Linked DNA regions of Homo sapiens: region 1 is linked to region 2. Evidence: read pairs that join two places in POLR2A ChIA-PET (ENCODE). Cell type or tissue: GM12878. All regions are shown on one strand. Links, peaks and the distances in the headings refer to the core of each region. The heading gives the core; the rest is flanking DNA.

The links. Peaks named below come from ENCODE experiments on the same cell type or tissue, not always from the same donor. Only the 100,000 strongest peaks of a DNase experiment are listed, where the experiment ranks them.
Region 1: POLR2A ChIA-PET joins it to region 2 with 12 read pairs; 2 of 35 experiments call an interaction of 5 or more read pairs at or near these places.

What each region holds. Positions count from the first base shown.
Region 1 is chr4:37,556,173-37,567,186 of GRCh38, reverse strand. PGCKA1 (PDCD10 and GCKIII kinases associated 1) reads right to left here. Exons shown (of 4, transcript NM_001104629.2): 2 at 9,111-9,160. Among named protein-coding and RNA genes, the nearest start is that of PGCKA1, 110 kb to the right of the region's middle. RefSeq lists an enhancer at 6,037-6,538. In GM12878, for the core only: no CTCF peak of the experiment used is centred there; a DNase peak (open chromatin) is centred at 5,276.
Region 2 is chr4:37,428,577-37,439,590 of GRCh38, reverse strand. NWD2 (NACHT and WD repeat domain containing 2) reads right to left here. Exons shown (of 7, transcript NM_001144990.2): 4 at 8,816-9,019; 5 at 5,571-5,715; 6 at 201-790. Among named protein-coding and RNA genes, the nearest start is that of PGCKA1, 20 kb to the left of the region's middle. RefSeq lists an enhancer at 7,910-8,204. In GM12878, for the core only: no CTCF peak of the experiment used is centred there; no DNase peak of the experiment used is centred there.

The DNA of each region.
Region 1 (11,014 bases), core at 2,113-10,112, 130 kb before region 2:
GGTTGTAAAAGTTGAAAGTAGGATAGTGAAGGTATTATTAATGTTGTTATTGTTTTTATTACTATAATATTTCTGGCATCCATCCTAGTAAGTTTATTTTATTTTATTTTATTTTATTTTTTTTTGTCCGCTGGATTATGCAAGAAGCAGTTTGTGCTCCAATAGCTTTTGCAAGAGAGAACTGGATTCTCTAGATTTGGGCTGAATTTTATAGGTGCAGTTGCATCAATTCACCAGCAGATGGCAGGATATAGCGGTTATTTTACTCATCTCAAGAGAAGGACTTGGTACAAGAAAGGCCTCAGGACCAGGCGCGGTGGCTCACACCTGTAATCCCAGCACTTTGGGAGGCCAAGGTGGGCGGATCACTTGAGGTCAGGAGTTCTAGAGCAGCCTGACCCAACATGGTGGAACCCTATCTCTACTAAAAATACAAATATTAGCTGGGTGTGGTGGTGCACCTGTAGTCCAACTACTTGGGAGGCTGAGGCAGGAGAATCACTTGAACCCAGGAGGCAGAGGTTGCAGTGAGCCAAGATTGTGCCATTGCACTCCAGCCTGGCCAATGGAGCAAGGCTCTGTCTCAAAAAATAAAATAAAAAGCCTCAGAAACAAGAATTTTGGGTGCCTATAAGCCCAGCACTTTGGGAGGCCGATATGGGTGGGTCACTTGAGGTCGGGAGTTCGAGACCAGCCTGGCCAACATGGTGAAACCTTATCTCTTCTGAAAATGCAAAAATTAGCCAGGTGTGGTGATGTGCGCCTGTAATCGCAGCTACTCAGGAAGCTGAGGTGGGAGAATTACTTGAACCCGGGAGGTGGAGGTGGCAGTGAGCCAAGATCAGGCCACTGCACTCCAGCCTGGGTGATGGAGTAAGACTGTGTCTCAAAAAGCAAAAAAAAATAAAATAAAAAAAAAAGAACAAAAAAAGAAACAAAAATTATGGCCCAAGTAGTGTAGGTGTTGTGCTATGCGGCAAGGTTATGAAGTAGGTGATGTGGTATTTTAGATGGTTACTGTATTAGTCAGGGTTCTCCAGAGGGACAGAACTAACAGGATAGACATATATGTAAAGGGGAGGTAATATTAAGTGTTAACTCACACAATCACAAGGTCCCACAATAGCTCATCTGCAAGCTGAGGAGCAAGGAGAGCCAGTCCGAGTCCCAAAACTGAAGAACGTGGAGTCCGATGTTTGAGGCAGGAAGTGTCCAGCACGGGAGAAGGATGTAGGCTGGGAGGCTAGGCTAGTCTCACCTTTTGACGTTTTTCTGCCTGCTTTATATTCGCTGGGAGCTGATTAAATGGTGCCTACCCAGATTAAGGGTGGGTCTGCCTTCCCCAGCCCACTGACTCAAATGTTAATCTCCTTTGGCAGCACCCTCACAGACACACCCAGGACCAACACTTTGCATCCTTCAATCCCATCAAGTTGACACTCAATATTAACCATCACAGTTACTGTCACCTTTAAGCCTGATGAGACCAGGGCTTCCTCTAGCACTGGCTAGACATTGGGTTTATTCTGGTCTGGCCAAGCAATGGTGGGGTCAAAAGGCTCCTGAAATTCTACAGAGGCCTCTTCACACAATCACTGCACATCAGAACTCCATCTGGGTTGGTCTCTGCCCACTGTACATTTGGACAATAACTCTGTGGAAGAGCCTGGGGGAGGAAGGTGTCTGTGGAGTCAAGGGGGTCCTGTTCCTTCCCCCAGATTAGACCCGGTGCTGCTCCTCCTCCATGGCTGACCTTGCACTTCTCCCAGATCCAGAGGCTGCCCGTGTTGTGAGCCAATCTCAGAGCCCCCCCTTCTACATGAGGATACATGGCCATGAGCTGGGAGGGAAAGGTAAGCCACAAAATAAATATGGCCCCATGCGAAGGTTTTGGGGGGAGAAGCCCATTATTTGTTATATAAAATTAACTCAGAATATCATGGGTGAAAAGGCAACATTTGTGTGAATGACTAGAATGAAACGGAAGGCACACAGAGATGTCAAGTTCTGCCAGTAGCTTGTGGTCATCCTCTCCACACTCCCCAGCCTCCCAGATCCTCCTGTACCCTCGTGGGGACAGTTTAAGGGAAAAGTTTGAGAAGCTATGTCCCTATTCTCTGGACTGTAAATTCCTGGAAGTAGGCTCCTGTTTGGAGCAGACAAGATGTAGTTTGTTAATGAATAAAGACTAGTGTGTGTGTCTGTGTGTGTGTGTGTACGTGTGTGTGTGTACGGGGTGGAATCTTGTAGACAGATAGGAGCACAGGGCACTGGGTCATGAGGAATCCACCTGGCTCTGAGTGGGGCCTGACAGCCTGTGTTTCTAACAAGCTCAGCATCAATCATTACTAAAGGATCTGCTGAAAAATGTCAGACACCGGGCTGGGCACAGTGGCTCGCACCTTTAATCCCAGCACTTTGGGAGGCCGAGGCAGGTGGATCACCTGAGGTCAGGAGTTCGAGACCAGCCTGGCCAACTTGGTGAAACCCCATCTCTACTAAAAATACAAAAAATAGCTGGTCATGGTGGCAGACACCTGTAATCTCAGCTACTTGGGAGGCTGAGGCAGGAGAATCACTTGAATCCAAGAGGCGGAGGTTACAGTGAGCCAAGATCGCGCCACTGCACTGCAGCCTGGGCAGTAAGAGTGAGACTCCATCTCAAAAAAAATAAATAAATAAAAAAGTCAGACACCCCTGGCATCAGTGCATGGTAACTTTCATTTTTATGGCTGCATTACCAGAAGTACTGGTCAGGGTCCTATGAGGATCACATGACTTAAGCATGTGACAGGGCTGGCAATATGTGTCTTGCAAATAGTAGGTGCTTAGGAAATGTTGGCCGTTTGCATGTTCATGGCAATTGTCTGCGAGAATATTCGGTTTTTTTTCTTTCTTTTTTTTTTTTTTTTGAGACAGAGTCTCACTCTTGTCACCCAGGCTGGAGTGCAGTGGTGCCATCTTGGCTCACTGCAACCTCCGACTCCCGGGTCCAAGTGATTCTCCTGCCTCAGCCTCCTGAATAGCTGGGATTACAGGTGCCTGCCACCACGCCCAGCTAATTTTTTGTATTTTTAGTAGAGACAGGGTTTCACTATGTTGGCCAGGCGGGTCTCGACCTCCTGATCTCCGGTGATCCACCCGTCCCAGCCTCCCAAAACGCTGGGATTACAGAGGTGAGCCACTGTCCCTGGCTGAGAATATTCTTTAACCATTGGGTGCTAGTTCCATTTAGACACTGTGTAGAAATGGGCAATGTTTTGACCAAATCTTCCCTGGAACCACATGGGAACTGGGCCGTGTCTCCATGACAGGGAATGTCTCTGATTTTGCTAAGTAGCTGTATCTGGGAGATGGCAGACATCTGGAAGAAACTTGAAGCATTTGGACAAAATTAAGTTCTAAAAATGCTGAGGAAGTTTTAGAGGTGGCCATGTGGAGAGGAGTTTATATAATATAGTCTGGTAAGGCTACAAATAGATTTTAAAGGAAGCACAGCTCAGGGCCACCTGCTTGGAATAAACTAGTTCAGGGTAATTCCCAGAGTCTTACAGTACCCGCTGTGGACTGAATTGTGTCTTCCCCCAAATTCACATGTTGAAACCCTAACTCATTGTGAGTGTAATTAGAGATAGGGCTTTCTGGAGGTAATTAAGGTTAAATGAGGTCATCAGGGTGGGGTCCTAACATAAGAGGATTGGTGGCCTTAAGAGGAGAGAGAGCACTCCCTCCTGAGCAACCTCGGGAAGATTAGAAAAGGCTTGTGAGCGAAAGCGAATGGTGCTGGTGGGTCCAGAGCACACTGAGGAGAGGGCACGTGAGGACACAGTGAGAAGGCGGCATCTGCAAGCTGGAAAGAGCTCTCCCGGGAATCGAATTTGCCGACTTCTTGATCTTGGACCTCCCGGCCTCCAGGACTCTGAGAAAATAAATTTCTTTTGTTTAAGCCACCCAGTCTAGAGTATTTTGTTATGGTAGCCTTAGCAGAGTGATATAGGGCTCTGATTTGAAAGAATCTTAGAAGTTATCCCACCCAACTATTTTATTTTATAAATGTTTTTCCGGACTCAAGACTGGAAGCAAGAACTGGTCGGAAGACAAGAAAAAACCTACAATTTGTCCCCTAATTGTAGATGAACCTACGTGTGCAGAGTTGGAACCCAATATTCCTTTAAAGTACAGTAAAAATAGGTTTTGCACTTGGAAAGACTGAGCACGGTTTAGAGGCCTTAAACACCCCCCTACTAGGGGTAAGACACTCTGCTAATTGCTAAGACACTAAGAGGTAGAAGATCTCTGCTGTTTGTTAAATGACTCACCAACCATTCAGGCAACAGATATTTCCTGAGCACCTATTATGTGCCAAGTACCGAACTTGATTCCAGGGATGTAGAAAGAGTTTACTGTCCAGGAAAGGAGACAAGTATATAGATACATGACTAATATAGTGTCATAAGTACTAGATTCAAATATGTCATATAATATGCTATATAGGACAAGGAGCTCCGGAGTAACCGTAGGAAGATTAGAAAAGGCTTGTGGGCAAAGGTGGGCAGACAGTGGTTCTGGTAGATTTCCAGAGCACATTCCAGGAGAACTATGTGCACTCCCACTGCCCTGTCCTCAAACAGCATCATCTCTTTTGTACCTGGATTACTGACTGCAACATCGCCTTACTATCACCTATACCTGCTAGTGTCTCTGGCTAACATATTTGCCACAAAGGAGTCACGATCTTTTTAGGCCATGAATCTGGATCATTATCACTTCCCCTGCCTAAAACTTTTCAGAGGTATCTCATGCTGTCAGGATATTTAGTAGCATGCAATAATGAAGATGATTAAAATATCAAATGTACATATTCCTTCTTATGTACCTGGTGTTCATCGATATGCTTTACATATACACTTGGTTCTCATTATTTGTGGATTCTGTATTTGTGAATTCACTGACTTACTAACGTTAATTTGTAACCCCCAAATCAATACTCATGGTGCTTGTGTGGCCATTCCTGGACATGTGCAGAGTGGGCAAAATATTTTGAGTCATTAGATGCTTATGTTTCTAGCTGAGCTCAAACAAGATGGCACTGTGCCATACTGTAAATGGGTTTCTTCTCATGGACCCATTGTTTGCATTTTGTGCTTTTTGTTGGTGATGTCACTGTTAAAAATAGCCCCAGGCATAGTGCTGACGTGTTGTCTAGTGGTCCTAGGTGCAAGAATGCTGTGATGTGCCTTACAGAGAAAATGTGTGTGTTAGATAAGCTTTGTTCAGAAATGAGTCATAGTGCTGTTAGCCCTGAGCTCAATGTTAATGAATTAACAATACATATGCAAATAAAGTGCTTTAACAACTGAAACACACATAAAACAAGTTATATATTGATCAGTTGATGAAAATATTGTGACCAGAGGCTTCTAGGAACCTAACCCCATATTTCCCCTGAGAGCAATTGTGCAGTATTCACTAACTCCTTGTTTGAAGTGACTTTATAGAACATAACTACAGTGAATTATGATTGTCGACTGCAGTAACTCACTTAAAATTAATAAGAAACTTATACAATAATAGATGAAGTCTTTTCTATCTCATACACAGCTTTCTGGTGTATTGTCCCCCCTTTCTTTCCCTGGCCACATTGGCCTTCTTTCAAGTCTTTAAAATTTATGTTTTGCTCCTGATCTCAAGGACCTTGTCATAGACTATTTCCTTTGCCTTCTCACCCCACCCAATCTAAACCAGCCAGTTTTAAACCCTGTTATTCCACCTCATATCACCTTTCACTTTACATTCTTAGCACAACTTACAGTTTTATTTAATTCATTTTTTGACGTCTTTCCTGCCTTCTCAACTATTCAACTCATGAGGGTGGGGCTTGCGAGTTGCCTGCAAGTCTTAACTCTGCTTGTTTGCTCTTAGGCAGAGGAGGATGAGCATATAAGGAGGATTGGGAAGAATGCTCAGAGAGGAAGGAGGGAATTGGGCTTTATTATCAAGAAGCAGGAGAGGAGACAGTCTTCCATCAAAGAGTGTCAGGTGCCTCAGAGATAAGGAAAGGATGGAACAGTGCACCTGAATTTCATATCAAGGAGGTTGTTGGTGGGAAATGCAGGAAGGTTGTAGAGCAGTGGAGGTGCATGCTGGGCTGCAGCAGGTTAAGGAATGCATGGGGCATATGAAAAGGAGGAGAGAGAACTCTTAGGGAGCTTGGCTGAGATGGAAAAGATGAAGGGAACAGTCACAGTGAACAAAGATATAGGATTATAGGATGGTTTCGTAGCAGGTGAAAGATAAATACCTTTTATAAGCCAAGGAGGAAAAAGATAGTTGAAAGAAACTGAGAATAGTAGAAACAATGGGGGAAAATCTAGGATCAAGTCAAGATCACTAATGAAGAAATACACCTTAGAAAGATGTACAGATATACACTTTTCCTTTGGAGCCTAGAGGGAAAGAGGCAAGGGTGATTTTAAGTGGAGACAGTTCTAGATGCAGGGAGGGAAGCTGGAAGACTGTAAGCTGTGAGTTTCTTGATGTAGGGGCAAGGTGTCTGCTGAAAGGGCTAGATGTGAAAGCTCAAAGTGACAAGGTTTGGAATGGTGTGTGGTGGAGGGGAAGAGCAACGACTGAAAGGCAGCTGAGCAGTGCTGAGGGTTGGCCTCAGCTGGCCACCAAAAATCTGAGTGATGCCAATGCATGTAGTTCTGGCATTCTTTCCCTCTCCCAGCAGTGCCCGGCAATCCAGGTAAAGGCCTATAGAATGTGGGTTACTACCCTGGTCCCAGGTTGAGGTATAAGGCAACAGGGCTTGGGTCTTGAGAGTGCTGGCAAGCATGGCTGAAGCAATGGACCTGGAGCCTGCACTAAAAGGTTAGGGCTGTGTGGCCAAGAGGTTGGCTAAGGAAGAAGAAAGAGTCCTGCAGGGTGAGGATCCTAATGAGGTTAGGGGGAACAAAAGCAAGACCAGTGACCTGGCATCCTTGAGCATGAGAATTTGGAGCCATAAGAGATGGTGGCATTGGCATATTAGTGTCTACAATGAAGGACATGGTCCAGGATGTGGCCATGGAAAGTGAAATGTAGTGGAAGTGAGGATGACTAGAGTGCAGAAAGTCAGAAAGGCTTTGGGCCTATGGTATTGAATGATCTAGAGCCACTGGGAAGTCCCCAGATAAAGGCAACAAGTAGGGAAAAGGACAGAATAGGCCAATGGCATGAACCTTAAAGGAAGATAAGGTTTGCAGATAGGAGGCAGCTTGACCATCTAGAATTTGCAAAGGGGAACAAGAATAATGCATGCACCACTTTCAGGAGACACAGAGTGAGGGGACCAGGCTGGTTCCACTGGAGTAAAAATATATAGAAGATTATAATGCAAGTTCGGACAAAGATGGAAATGGTAAAGGGCTTGGGAAGGAGACTCAGAGAGAAATAAAGAGAAGGAAGGTCTGTATTCACAGTACCTGGGTCCTAAACAGGAGAGTATACTGGAATCATCTCGAGGACTAGTCGTTATCCTGGACCCTCTGATTTAGTGGGTCTGGGATGGGGCCTGAGAAACTGAATTTATTTTATTTTATCTTATTATTATTATACTTTAAGTTTTAGGGTACATGTGCACAATGTGCAGGTTAGTTACATATGTATACATGTGCCATGCTGGTGTGCTGCACCCATTAACTTGTCATTTAGCATTAGGTATATCTCCTAATGCTATCCCTTCCCCCTCCCCCCACCCCACAACAGTCCCCAGAGTGTGATGTTCCCCTTCCTGTGTCCATGTGTTCTCATTGTTCAATTCCCATCTATGAGTGAGAATATGCGGTGTTTGGTTTTTTGTTCTTGCGATAGTTTACTGAGAATGATGATTTCCAATTTCATCCATGTCCCTACAAAGGGCATGAACTCATCTTTTTTATGGCTGCATAGTATTCCATGGTGTATATGTGCCACATTTTCTTAATCCAGTCTATCATTGTTGGACATTTGGGTTGGTTCCAAGTCTTTGCTATTGTGAATAGTGCCGCAATAAACATACGTGTGCATGTGTCTTTATAGCAGCATGATTTATAGTCCTTTGGGTATATACCCAGTAATGGGATGGCTGGGTCAAATGGTATTTCTAGTTCTAGATCCCTGAGGAATCGCCACACTGACTTCCACAATGGTTGAACTAGTTTACAGTCCCACCAACAGTGTAAAAGTGTTCCTATTTCTCCACATCCTCTCCAGCACCTGTTGTTTCCTGACTTTTTAATGATTGCCATTCTAACTGGTGTGAGATGGTATCTCATTGTGATTTTGATTTGCATTTCTCTGATGGCCAGTGATGGTGAGCATTTTTTCATGTGTTTTTTGGCTGCATAAATGTCTTCTTTTGAGAAGTGTCTGTTCATGTCCTTCGCCCACTTTTTGATGGGGTTGTTTGTTTTTTTCTTGTAAATTTGGTTGAGTTCATTGTAGATTCTGGATATTAGCCCTTTGTCAGATGAGTAGGTTGCGAAAATTTTCTCCCATTTTGTAGGTTGCCTGTTCACTCTGATGGTAGTTTCTTTTGCTGTGCAGAAGCTCTTTAGTTTAATTAGATCCCATTTGTCAATTTCATCTTTTGTTGCCATTGCTTTTGGTGTTTTAGACATGAAGTCCTTGCCCATACCTATGTCCTGAATGGTAATGCCTAGGTTTTCTTCCAGGGAGAAACTGAATTTCTAACAAGTACCCAGGTGAGGCTGATGCCGTAGGTCCCGGGACCACACGCTGAGAGCCACTGTTCTGAGGCATGGACATTACGGGAGAAGCTTGAAATTGCCTGGGGACGGGGGGATAGATTAACTGGAAATCTTTTCAGTGTGGAGACTTGGTTGAACCATGCATTATCACACTCGTTTTAGAATTGTATGTCCAAAAAACAAACGTAAAAAGGAAACAGCAATTCTACTCAAACCTGAGTGAGTCAGAAAGAAGGAGACTTTGGGGACTTCTGTGTCTACTGGCTTTAAGGTTTTAGGTAATAAAAACTGTAGCAGAAGACCAAATGATAGAAAATTTAACAGAAAGTGAAGAGAATAGATTTTCTCACCAAAGCATGGAAAGATAAAATAGCTTACCTGTTGTGGATATTGTCTGTTAGGTTTCTCTAGAAGTTTAACTTCTCTTCCTGCAACAACAAAAAAGTTGAACATTGAGATCTGTGGGTTGCCTTCTTTTCACAGTCAGGTATTATCGTGAGTGTGACTGCAGGAAGCATTTCCTAAAGGGCACTGGGCAGTAATGTGGGGAAGGAGTTCCTGGCTTGGAACAGTTTGCCCAGGAAGGCAAGGGGTTTCACATTTATCAGGCTGGGGTTTGCAGCCCAGCTCCTGACACTCAGCAATCAACTCACAGTTAACCACAATTTCAGTCTGTAAAATAATATTATAGTGAGATTTAAATGGAACATCATATAAACTGTTGATCACACACTGGAAATGTTGGAGTTGTCCAATAACCAAAAGCCATCTACTATGGACTGAATGTCTGTGCCCCCTGCAAATTCATATGTTGAAACCAATCCCCAGTGTGATGGTATTAGGAGGCAGGACCCTCTGGGGATAAAATCAGTGCCATTATTAAAGAGATCCCAGAGAGCTGCCTCGCCCCATCTGCCTTATGAAGTTATAGCGAACGATGGTTATCTATGAAGCAGGTCCTCACCAGACGCCAAATCTGCTGGCACCTTGATCTTGAACTTTCCAGCCTCCACAACTCTGAGAAATTTCTGTTGTTTATAAACCACCCACTTTCTGGTATTTTCTTATAGCAGTCTGAATGGACTAAGACATTCTAGTTGTTATTACTATTGATAAACATTACATGACAATGTGCCTCTTCTCTGATGGACAAAGTTTTGACTAAGCGAAAAATCCCACAAAAAAACAAAACAACAACAAAAACAAGCAAAATTGAATGAATAAATGTGTGGTATTTCAATAAAATACATGATTTAGAAAATATCTTTGTTTATGATGTATAGAACTTAAGAAAGTAAAACAAGTGTTCAGATTTGTATTCACTTCTCCATGATTATTAGAATAATTTACTACACATGGACACATCATTTTCAAGAAAGGCTCTTATTCCACTCCCAAGTAGACTGTATATCGAGATAATGAGCTCTGTCTTATGATATTGGAATGGTTTTACACCCTTTCAGTGATTTAATTTTATATTCTCGTCAGCGAAATCTTCTCACTTGGTTATTTCTTTAAATTGTTCAGTAACTCCTTAAGCTCTGATACACTGCTCAAACATTGTCCCATGATTATTCTATTATTCTTATTTTTTATCATAGTATTCACAATTCATTTAAATATTACTTGATAAGGAAGCCATGAGAAACACAAGTCCATGCCTGCAGGGAGATAACCCTCTAGCAGGGAAAAGCAAAGAGGTGAGAAGAGCTTACAATGAACTACAATATCATTCAGAGTACAAACAATGCCATCAAGGGGACACCAACAAAATCCTGAGGTGGTTCAGGTAGGGAAGAGAGTGTAACTGGGAGGCTTCCAGAAGCTGACAGTACCTGAGCCAGGCACTGAAACAGAGAGGAATCATATCGGATGAAAAACTAATAAAGGGGCTGGGCGTGGTCATGCTTGTAATCCCAGCACTCAGCGGGGCTGAGACAGGTGGATCACCTGAGGTCAGGAGTTCGAGACCAGCCTGGCCAACATGGTGAAACCCCGTCTCTACTAAAAATACAAAAAATTAACCTGGTGTGGTGGCAGGTGCCTGTAATCCCAGCTACACAGGAGGCGGAGGCAGGAGAATCGCTTGAACCCCGGGGACAGAGGTTGCAGTGAGCCGAGATGGTGCCACTGCACTCCTGCCTGGGCAACAAGAGCGAAACTCTGTCTCAAAAAAACAAAAAAACAAAACAAAACAAAAAAAAGAAAAAGAAAATAAAAAAGAAAAACTAATAGTGACCAGGTGTGTCGGGAGGGCGTTTTAGGCAAGGGGAATGTGACAG
Region 2 (11,014 bases), core at 1,919-9,918:
TTTCCAGTTGTACCCCATGAGTTTTGCTCTCTCAATATAACTGTTATACCAGCAAAAAAGAAGCACTGCAGTATTCACTCCTAAAAGACCAACTATAATTCACATAGTAAACTCAGAAAGTAGAAATGAATTTGATTAATTTACCATTTTCCAAAAGTACAAGTTTTTACAAATATACACGGGAAAGAATAGGCTTTTACCTTCTTTGCTACTTCAGCTAGCAGAAGGGTCTTCCCAGTGCATGGCCCACCATATATAATAAGAGGGTTGATGTGTCCAGCTTTGCTTGGAAGAATGTAGTTATGCACTATGTTTAGAGATTCACATTTGTACTCATAGAAGGAGGCGTATGTTTTACATAATGATGAATGTTGAAGGATTTCATCATAGAGTGTATCAGTTTCAGTGTCAAAATTCTGTTGTATCGTTGCCTGAATTATATCAATCATGTCCTCATAAAATTGTTTACCAAGTCCTTCGATGTAATGATTTTCTATTTCTTGGGAGTAGCCTAGTTTCATGTCACAATGAGTAACAGATGTGTACACTCTCAGATTAGATGATGCAACAATAGTAGGAATAAATTCATCCCTGAGTTTTATCAGCTTCTCTTGGGCTTCTGGGTCCCGAATAATCCTCGGTTCTGTTCCAGTTATATCCATGTATTTTCCCATCTCTGGGATTTTCACAAAGCGCTCAATGTTAGCAATTTTCCTAATGTAGCAAACACACTTCTTTAGAAATGCTGGAGTTTGTTTTCCCAGAGCAAAGTCAAACTCATCCTCTATAGCTGAAAGAAAATATAAGAAGGAGTTTATTGCTTAGAACAAAGGAGCAACACACCCACATTCTCAATAGTCAACACTTAGTCATTAGTGGTAAATTATTTTGCTTATGGTTTGTAGCGAAGTAATCTTTAGAATAATTTCTTGATTTCCTATTTGTCTTTTCCTAATCAGCCAGCAACCCGGGAGAACAGGTTTTACATAAAATTATCTAATTTTCTCCCCAAGTTTAGGAAGAGGTTGGACATAAGCATAATAAAGAAAGCATATCAAAGTTATAGTGGATATTTCTAATATCTACTATTTCTAATTGCTGCTCAGTTTTCCTCTCAGACTTCAGAGGTTCTAAGAGGGAACAGCAGGGACCCATCTGGGCCAGGAAAGAAAGAGGAGGAGGCTGAAGGATGTAACTAGTTAACCGTTTCTTGTCAGTCTTTCCTTAACAAAGTGACCTCACCATTTTGTTTGAGGTATATTGAGTCCTAGTCAGATATGATCAAATATCAATATAAAAGCAAATTTTTTTTTCTTTTTTTTTTTTTGTTTAGACGGAGTCTCGCTCTGTCGCCCAGGCTGGAGTGCAGTGGCGCAATCTCGGCTCACTGCAAGCTCCGCCTCCTGGGTTCACACCATTCTCCTGCCTCAGCCTCCCAAGTAGCTGGGACTACAGGCACCCGCCACCATGCCCGGCTAATTTTTTGTATTTTTAGTAGAGATGGGGTTTCACCGTGTTAGCCAGGATGGTCTCTTTCTCCTGACCTTGTGATCCACCTGCCTCAGCCTCCCAAAGTGCTGGGATTACAGGTGTGAGCCACCACGCCCAGCCCAAAAGCACATTTTAAGGCAAAATATAATTATATTCTGATGACTGATCAATCTGGGTGATCTATGTCACTGTTATAATATCCATCAGAACAAGTACAGAAAAAGTGACTTAGTATATAACTTCATTTCTTCTAACATATACCGTATTATGGCTTACAATACATATGCTTGCACACAAGTACATATATATTATAAATAATTTGTGTCCCCATAAGAAAATTTTAAACTGGGTCAGTAGTAATGAAAACATCATTGTGCAGGGAAAAATTAAAAATATGTAAAATAAGCTAATGGAAATGAATGACAAAGCAAGTATTCTTAAAATTGGCTGCTCTTCCTTTCTTCCTCCTTCACCATCCCTTTCCTTCATGTAATTGCTCTTCATTGAACACCTTTTATATTCCAGGCACGATGACAGCCGCTTAGGATACAATGGTGAGAGAAAACAGAACATTGAGAAAAATAATCCATTATGGAGCCCTATAAACTGAATGTTTGTGTCTCCCAGAAATTTATATGTTGAAACCTGATTAGGTTTCAGTGTGATAGTGTTAGGAGGTGGGGCGTTTGGGTAATTAGTTCATGAGGGCAGAGCCTTTATGAATGAAAGTCGTGTTCATATAAAAGAGATCTCAGAGAGTTCCCTTGCCCTCCTGCCCTGTGAGGACACAGCAAGAAGACAGCCATCTGTGAGCGGGAAGTTGGCCCTCATCAGCCACAGAATCTGCAGGTGCTTTGATCTCAGATTGTGAATTTCTGTCAGGGAGGCTCTGAATACACAGGGCTGGTCTGGCCATAAATTGAAAAAAATTACATGCTGGTCATAACTCCAATGTCAAGCAAAATCTAGAATATATATACATATATTCTGTAATGTAACTATTAAGAAGGGTGAGAATTTTATTTAAAAATGGTTCCTTTCGGTGGAACTCTTGTGATAATATTTTTTCAGTAATGAGAGCCTTTCAATGGAAATTTTCAACCTAAATGAAAAAGATATTTTCATAGCTACCAGTGCCTAGTAAGCTGTGTCATGAGCATCAGTACATTTTACAAATGGTTTTAATTGAGCAAGCTGGTTAAGGAAGCCAGTTAAAGGAGCTTATAAACATATGTCTACTATTCTTTTTAAGGAAGAGTAAGAACTTGTTATAATGTAGATAAGGGAAGATGCCAGAAATCTGGACATCATGAGCTACTACAGAAAGCAGCCTTGGACCCATCTCTTTTCTAGTCATCTGTGTAAAATGCTAGCAGGTTGGATTAACAGCTTGCTACATTCTGAGAGCATCATGAAGAGAAAGGAAGCGGTCAAACTGTAGTATCTATATATAATGCATTATAATCAGAGATATGCTCTGCCACCTTTGACTCCCAGAAAGCAATTCAACTATAACTTGACATTGTTATCACATTTATGAAAAGGATGTATCAAGCAGAAGTGTTGATCACAAATGGAGCAAAAAAAGAAATACAGATAAACTAATTTGGCAGAGCCCATCTAAGCTTGGCTCAGGGGGGATAAATGCTGTACACAGAATGCCTGGTATGGTATAGACTTAAATATACCTAAATAAATGAGAGCTATGATACAAAGGCAACTCTACAGAGTTATTTTTAGAGGCGAAGTGCATGCTTATGATTTTATGGGAATTTTATTCACAGTTTCTGATGCCTATCTATAAATATTATAAATTTTAGAATTTTAGGGCATTATTAGAATATTATATTTATTTTCTGTTTTTGCATGTTCCTTAATGTCCTGAAATTTAACCAGTGAGAGCATCCACTGAAGGTAATGGTGGAAATAGGTTTCCAGTCCTGGTAACTATTATCCATGAGAAATTAATTTCTTTACGATTCCCAAGGCCACTGAGTTTTGATGTTCTCAGAAGGGCACCATTTTAGAGTCTAATTTATTTCTCGTCCTCTCCTGTTGTTTAAAAAGGTGAAACTAGAAGTGTGAAAAATTACATTCAAACATAAACAATACACCTTTAACAGGTTCTATCCAGTATTCTTATTTCAAGATTTCTAAAAATATAATATATACTATATCCATTTGAAAGAGTTGGCACGTCAGCAATTTTGATTGTGCAGACATGATCTTAAAAGGAGTTTGAACGTAAAATAAGTAAAATTGTCATGAGCATGTATATCTTCAGGAGATATAACCCCAAGCAGAAAACACTCCACTTGTAGTGGCTCACATGAAATTTCTCATCTTCACATGGCTATCTATGTGGACACAGTTCTTCACTGTGTGGGGAAAGCTAGGACAAGTGTTTGCCAGGGAAATAACCAAACACTGGAGCTGTGCGATTGTAAATAAGAGGATGACTTCCCCAGACTGGTGTTTTTTACATAAATAATAGGAAAGCTTCACTCCAGGTACTTTTTTCTAAGACAGCTCTTGAAGGAACAGGGTTGTTCTGTCTTTGATAAAGGTGAAGAGCCTGAGCCTCAAAGGTGGATCTAAAGGTTCCAAAGGAACAAGGATATACCCTGATCTATATATTTAAATACAGTACTTATTCCTGACGATTGTGGTATTTTCAGGAAGACTTTAAATAAGACCTAATTTTTAAAAACAGCTTCCTTCTGGAATTTGTCAAAATGGTTTGTAACTTCTCTGAGCTTCACCCACATGGATCCAGTGAGAATGATTACCAAGTGCCTTTTAGGTTTTCACGAATGCTTTGCCGCACCATTTCAAAACCAATCTGAAAACGCAGCTATTATAGTTTTTCCCTTTATAAATTTTTACTATCAACTTTCAAAATAAATGCTACACATCTGACTACTTTTACTAGTTGTGTTTGTTCCCTGGAAACTATGACTGACATATTCCTTCAGTTCTGTAATTTCCTGAGCAACTTCTAATGATAAAGCTTCCTTTCCATGGCTGAGAAAGGCCAACAGGTGAGCCTCTGTACGCAGAATGCTTGGTATGGTATAGACTGAAGTATACCTGAATAACTGGGTGGGTTTTTATTTTAATGTTAAATTTGAGCCTACCAAATAGCTGGAGAGGTTTTTATTTTAATGCTAAATTAGATCCTACCAAATCCCTTGTGCCACACCCTCTGATGGCTTCCCATCTCGCCCAGAATAAAACACAAGCTTCCTATTATGGCCTGTGCCCAACTTCTATCCTCATCTCTCCCTCTCTGTAAAAGTTAAAAAAAAAAAAGAAAAAAAAAAAGTAAAGCTATCTTTTATTTTTCCTGCTCCTGGAATTAGCTAAGCACGTTCCTGTCTCAGAGATCTTAAATCTGTTGCTCCCTCTGCTGGGAATTCTCTACCTTAGATGCATATGGCACTGTCAGTTCTGATTTTCTTCCGTAATTCAGGTCCAAAGTCCTCTCCTTTTTGCCCACCTCATCTAAATCTGGATCCCCACATCCTTTATCAGTCACTATTATCCTATGACTGTGCTTTATTTTACTCATAATACTTATCAATCACTTTTGATACGATCTTGTTCATTTATTTGATTACTTGGCTATCATTTATGAATATATATTTTATGAATATTTTTCCTCCCTCTAAAAAAATAAGTTGCAGGAGGCCTGAGACCTTGTGTTTTTACTCAGTGTTGTCTCCCCAGTGCTTGGCACGTAGGAACTCAATAGATCCATTAATATTTGCTGGATAAGCGGGTAAGTGATGAATGAACAGCTCAACTGAGAAATCATGGCAGAATATGGTCAATTATATCCGGGGCCACCTCTGGCTTCTTTTAAAATCACATTTTCTAGAGAAGCCTTAGAGTTAAGGGAAGGCTTTTCTATAATTAAAACAAAAGAACATTTGCTTCTCCAGAACATGGGAACATTTAGAAAAATTAAATTTCACCAGGCAGTAAATGAGATTAAATTTGCAGGGCATTAAAGGGAAGCAGTAGATGTACCTATTAATGATATATTTCTTATTTTACTGAAGGTATGGGAAAATTACCTGAGAACAGGTACCTCTTAGCCTGGCTGTGTTTCATTTTACCCTTTTCGTGTAACAGCTTTACAGCAGCCTTAAATATCTTCTTGATCTCATCTGATATCTCTTGCCATGTCTTCTCGTTTTCAGCATTGGTAGAAGGCTGCATCTATAGAAATGTAAAAGGGAGAAATTAGTCTTACAATCATCAAAGAAAAATAATATTTAAGAACAAGAAAATTTCTATTATTTGAAGGCCTACTATGTGCCAATACTATGATAGGTGCTTTACAGACAGTGTCTAATTTAATCTCAATAACCCTGAAAGTTAGAAATTATTTCTGTGTTGCATGTGAACTTGACCAAGTTACACAAGGGTGTGATCCAAATACGGTGTGTTTGTCAGACTTTCTTATATACCATGCTTTTCCCTTTTGAGTTTTGATACAAATGCCATAAGAAAATAATCTCTGGTGTCCTCCAAAGCGGAGAGAAAGTTAAAGGGGAGGTGCTCTTATGTTATATCTAGTTGTCTTTATTTGTTTTAACTTCATTTGTTTTGATGGTCCACTGGGAGATAAAATGGGAGGACTGCCTACCAATAAAGTAACATTTATATAGTCTTGATAATCTTATTCACACATTCATTTATTCAATAATAATTTATGCAGAAATATCATGTGGGGTTTTAGGAATAATCTCAATTTCCCTAGTGGATCATAAAGATAAATGAAGAAACAATTAAAGCAAATTAAATAGTAACATATGAGAAAATCCCCCAGATCATGGTAGAAACTGGTTTCTTGGGGTATCAGGTTCTTTGCTATCTATATTTACTCCTGGCATCTTTAACTGGGAAATGGTTTGGGTTTACCCCAATATTCTCACCCAGAGAAGCAATATTGTTATAGATAATTACTTTGAATAATATATGTGAGGGAGAAGAAGAAAAATCAAGGATTCTGATATGATTTCCCATTGCACAGAGAAAATGTGTTATGTTGGATACCAGAATGACAAATACACAGATCCCGAAGTGGAGAACTGCGGATAACCCACAGCTGTGCTCTTGGAACTGCCTGGGTGCTGACTGAATCAAGGACATTCTCTTTGGCAGAGGGTTGGATATCCATGCCTTCTTTGCAATCTCCCTAAATATTCTACTCAATGAACAGGTCCACCTTTCCCCTCTTCCTTTTTCATTTGCTTTTAAAGGACCTATCATAAACTTGGGAGCCAAGTTGGAAAGTAGATAATAACGTTTCCATGATGCTCAAGCATGAATCAGTCTCATTCCATCACTCTCTATAAGATGCATGAATATAAATGAACTGTTTAAGATGTTAAAGAAAAAATATTAAGTTAAAATTTAAAAAGAGACTATAAATAATAGCTAGGTAGATTTTACAAAGGACTTCCTCCCACAGAAAACAAATGCACACATGAACCTTTCACAAAATAAAAACTATAACTGTCAAACTTGAAAACTCAATGTATAGACAGAATGAACACAGCTGAAGAAAAAAATTGGTGAACTGGAAAAATAATCTGAAGCTATCTTCTGGAAAGCAGCACAGAGATAAGAGAATTGATCATGTGAAACTGATCATGATTATGATGATGATATGATTATGATCAGTTTCACGTGATCAATTTTCTTGATTTTTTTTTTTTTTTTTTCTTCTTCACCCTCACATGTATTATTCAACGTAATTATCTGTATGAATATTGTTTCTCTGGGTGGGAATATTGGGGTAAACCTAACTGATCATGTGGAATGATCTATTTTCATTGATTATGTGAAAGAGAATTAGAAGCTGTAGAGGACAGATTGAGATGGCTGAAGGCAAATGTAATTAAGGAGCACAAGGAAAGAACAGAGGGAACAGAAGAGAGGCATTGTTTGATGAGAAGATGACTGAGAATTTTCTAGAATTAAGAGACTATATGAATTCACAGATACAGTAAGCATGACATATACCAATCAGAACAAATAGACACATTATAGAAAACTGGGCAAAACAATAATTTTTCAGAGAAGCAAAGGGAGCTTCATTAATGGAACTTTAACCAATTAATATTAAGAATTAATAATAAATTATTTCATTAAATTATTGTTTAATAATACCAATATTAATAAGTAAAAATCAGTATCACTAGTAAACCTTCATTGATGGAACTTATAAAAGGTATACTTCAGGAGGAAGGAAAATTAGCCTAGAAGGAAAGTCAGAGATGCTAAATGGAAAGGTGAGTGACAATTTATAGTTTCTTAGCTTTGGATTTAGTTTTTTTCATTAAATTTTAAAGGTGCACAATGTGATGTTTTGATCTATGTATATACTGTGAAATGGTGACCACAATCAAGCTAACTAACAAATCCACTACCTCACATAATTTCCTTTGTTTTGGTGGGTGGTAAGAACACTTGAGATCTGCTCTCTCAGCCAATTTCAGGTTTATAATTAACTATAGACACCATGAAAGTTTGTGACCTTTGACCAACATCTCTCTATTTCCTCTAAATCCCAGACCTTTGTAAATACACTTCTACTCTCTGTTACCATGAACTCAACGTTTTTAGATTCCATATGTAAGTGAGATCATATGGTATTTGTCTTTCTGGGCCTGGCTTAATTCACTTAGCATAATGTCCTCCAGGTTCATCCATGTTGCTGTAAATGGTAGGATTGCTTTCTTTTAAAAAGACTGAATAATATCACAGTATGTGTGTATATAAATGTTCCTTAATTTCCTTCTACATTTTCTTTATCTTTTCATTTGCTGACAGACACTTAGACTGTTTCCATATCTTGGCTATTGTGAACAATTCTGCAATGAACCTGGGAGTGTGGATATCTCTTCAAGACAGTGATTTTATTGCCTTTGGATATATACCCAGAAGTGGGTAGTTCTATTTTTAATTTTTTGAGGAACTGCTATACTGTTTCCCAGAGAGGCTGCCCGAATGTACAGTCCCACCAACAGTGTAACAGGGTTCCTTTTTCTTCGCATCCTCTCCAACTCCTATTATCTTTTGACTTTTTGATGGCCATCCTAACAGGTGTAAAGTGATATGGCATTGTGGTTTCATTTGTGTTTGCCTAAGGATCAGTGTGGATTTAGTTGTTAAAAGGAAAACCTGGGGCCTAGGGCAGAGTAACTTTCTGTCTACTCTGCCTTTTCTGTGCAGCACCACCCCGGATGACATAAATGGTAACAAATGTAGTAATGGACAGATCCATAGGCTTGAGGGAAAGGCAGCTTACTGCATTTCTATTGCTTCTCAGCATTTCTGACTTGGGTCTGAGGTAATAGGCTGCTGGCACCGAGTTCTCATCTCGACAGTACCACTCCTCCAGCAACTTGGTCTCCAGCTTTGCCTCTATGGCGGCATCCAAAATCATTTCAAACTCTGAGGCTTCAACTTCTCCAGGGATTCGGATATTCCCATATTTTTCACCTAATAGTCCCTGTGTATCAACAAGAAAGTTCAATTTAGTGTATCACCAAGAAAGTTCATTTTAGTATTCACATCACATGGTCACTGAATAAATATTAATCAATAGATAACAAGATACATTGCTCCATCAGTTTTCTCTTTTGGTCACAGTGGATAGTTGATTTCCTAAGTAAAATTAGATCAACTATATTACAACAAATTATTCATAGGCTGAGAAATGAGACTGCATATCACATCAGATGAATTCAAAATAGTTTTTGCAGCCAATTTACTTTCTCAAAGTTTACATAATACAACAAAAGCTGATCTACTCTGAGATTTGTTTGTTCATATCAAAGAAAAATGATGTGCTAGACCTTAAAAATGTCAAACATGTAAAGCCTCAAACCAAAGAACTGCTCTGTCAAGAACTGATAGCATAATTCTAAGCTTCAGATTCACACTGCTACAATAAAAAGAAGTATGACATCACTGAATGTGATACTACTAGTAACCCCACTGGCAACTGAAAAAAAAATTCAAAATTAAACAAGAGAGCATTTTCTCTCTATTAAATTGGCAAAAGAAACCTCTCACAGAAAAACAATGAACAAATATGTACTCAGCCTTTATGTCAAGGTGTGAGAAAATAACCATAGAGTGCTGATGGGCATGTAAAGTGATCTAGCATTTGAAGCCTAATCAGGCAATATGTATTCAGAGCCCTAAAAATCTATATAACTTTTTACTTGGCATTTTTTTCTTCTGGGAATTTGTCTTTAGAAAATAATTAAGGATGCAAATCAGGACTTACAAGAATATTTATGCTGAATTAGTTTCTTTGAAAGAATTGTGTAATAACCTAAATGTTCATTCAAAGGATGTACTAAATTGTATCATACAACTATATTGACTTAGAAAGATGTTTACAAGTATATGTTAAGTGAAAAGGGTAAGTTATAAAATGGTATACATAAGATGATTCCAGGCTGAGTGCGATGGCTCTTGCCTGTAATCCCAGCACTTTGGGAGGCTGAGGCGGGTGGATCACTTGAGGCCAGGAGCTCAAGACCAGCCTGTCCAACATGATGAAACCCCGTCTCTACTGAAAAGTATAAAAATTAGCCAGGCATGGTGGCATGTGACTGTAATCTCAGGTACTTGGGAGGCTGAGGGACAAGAATTGCTTGAACCCAGAAGAGGGAGGTTTCAGTGAGCCAAGATTGCGCCACTGCACTCCAGCCTGGTCAACAGAATGAGACTCTGTCTCAAAAAAATAAAAGATGATTCCAGTGATTTTGATATTTATATATATAGAGAAAAGAGAGAATATTACGTACATATGTTAGAGAGAATAGCACGCATATATGTATACACAAACATACCTAAGAAACATTTTATAAAAATACAAAGCAAGGTTATTAAGGGCTATCTTTGGGTGGTTTTAAATTTACATAGGTCATTTAATAAGTTTATTATTTTTTATTAAAAACCTTTTTTTGGTATACATATATATTATTTTGTAGTGAGAAAACCAGCAGGTATTTAAACATTTTAAATTTAGTGGTGTAGGCCGGGCCTGGTGGCTCACACTTGTGATCCCAGCACTTTGGGAGGCCAAGGCGAGCAGATCACCTCAGGTCAGGAGTTTGAGATCAGCCTGGCCAACATGGTTAAACCCTGTCTCTACTAAAAATACAAAAACTAGCCAGGCATGGTGGTGTGTGCCTGTAATCCCAGGTACTGGGGAGGCTGAGGCAGGAGAATCGCTTTAACCTGGAAGGCAGAAGTTGCAGTGAGCCAAGATCGTGCCATTGCACTCCAGCCTGGGCAACATAGTGAGACTCCATCTTAAAAAAAAATTAGTGGTACTGCCTATTTGCTTTGTGGAGCAACACTTTCAAGGTTGCTGAGAGTGTCTGCTTACGCCAGTAGTTCTCACAGTGTGGACCTGGAACCAGCAGCATCTGCAACACCTGGGAACATGTAAATTCTCAAGCCTCATCCCAGAGCTACTAAAAACTAA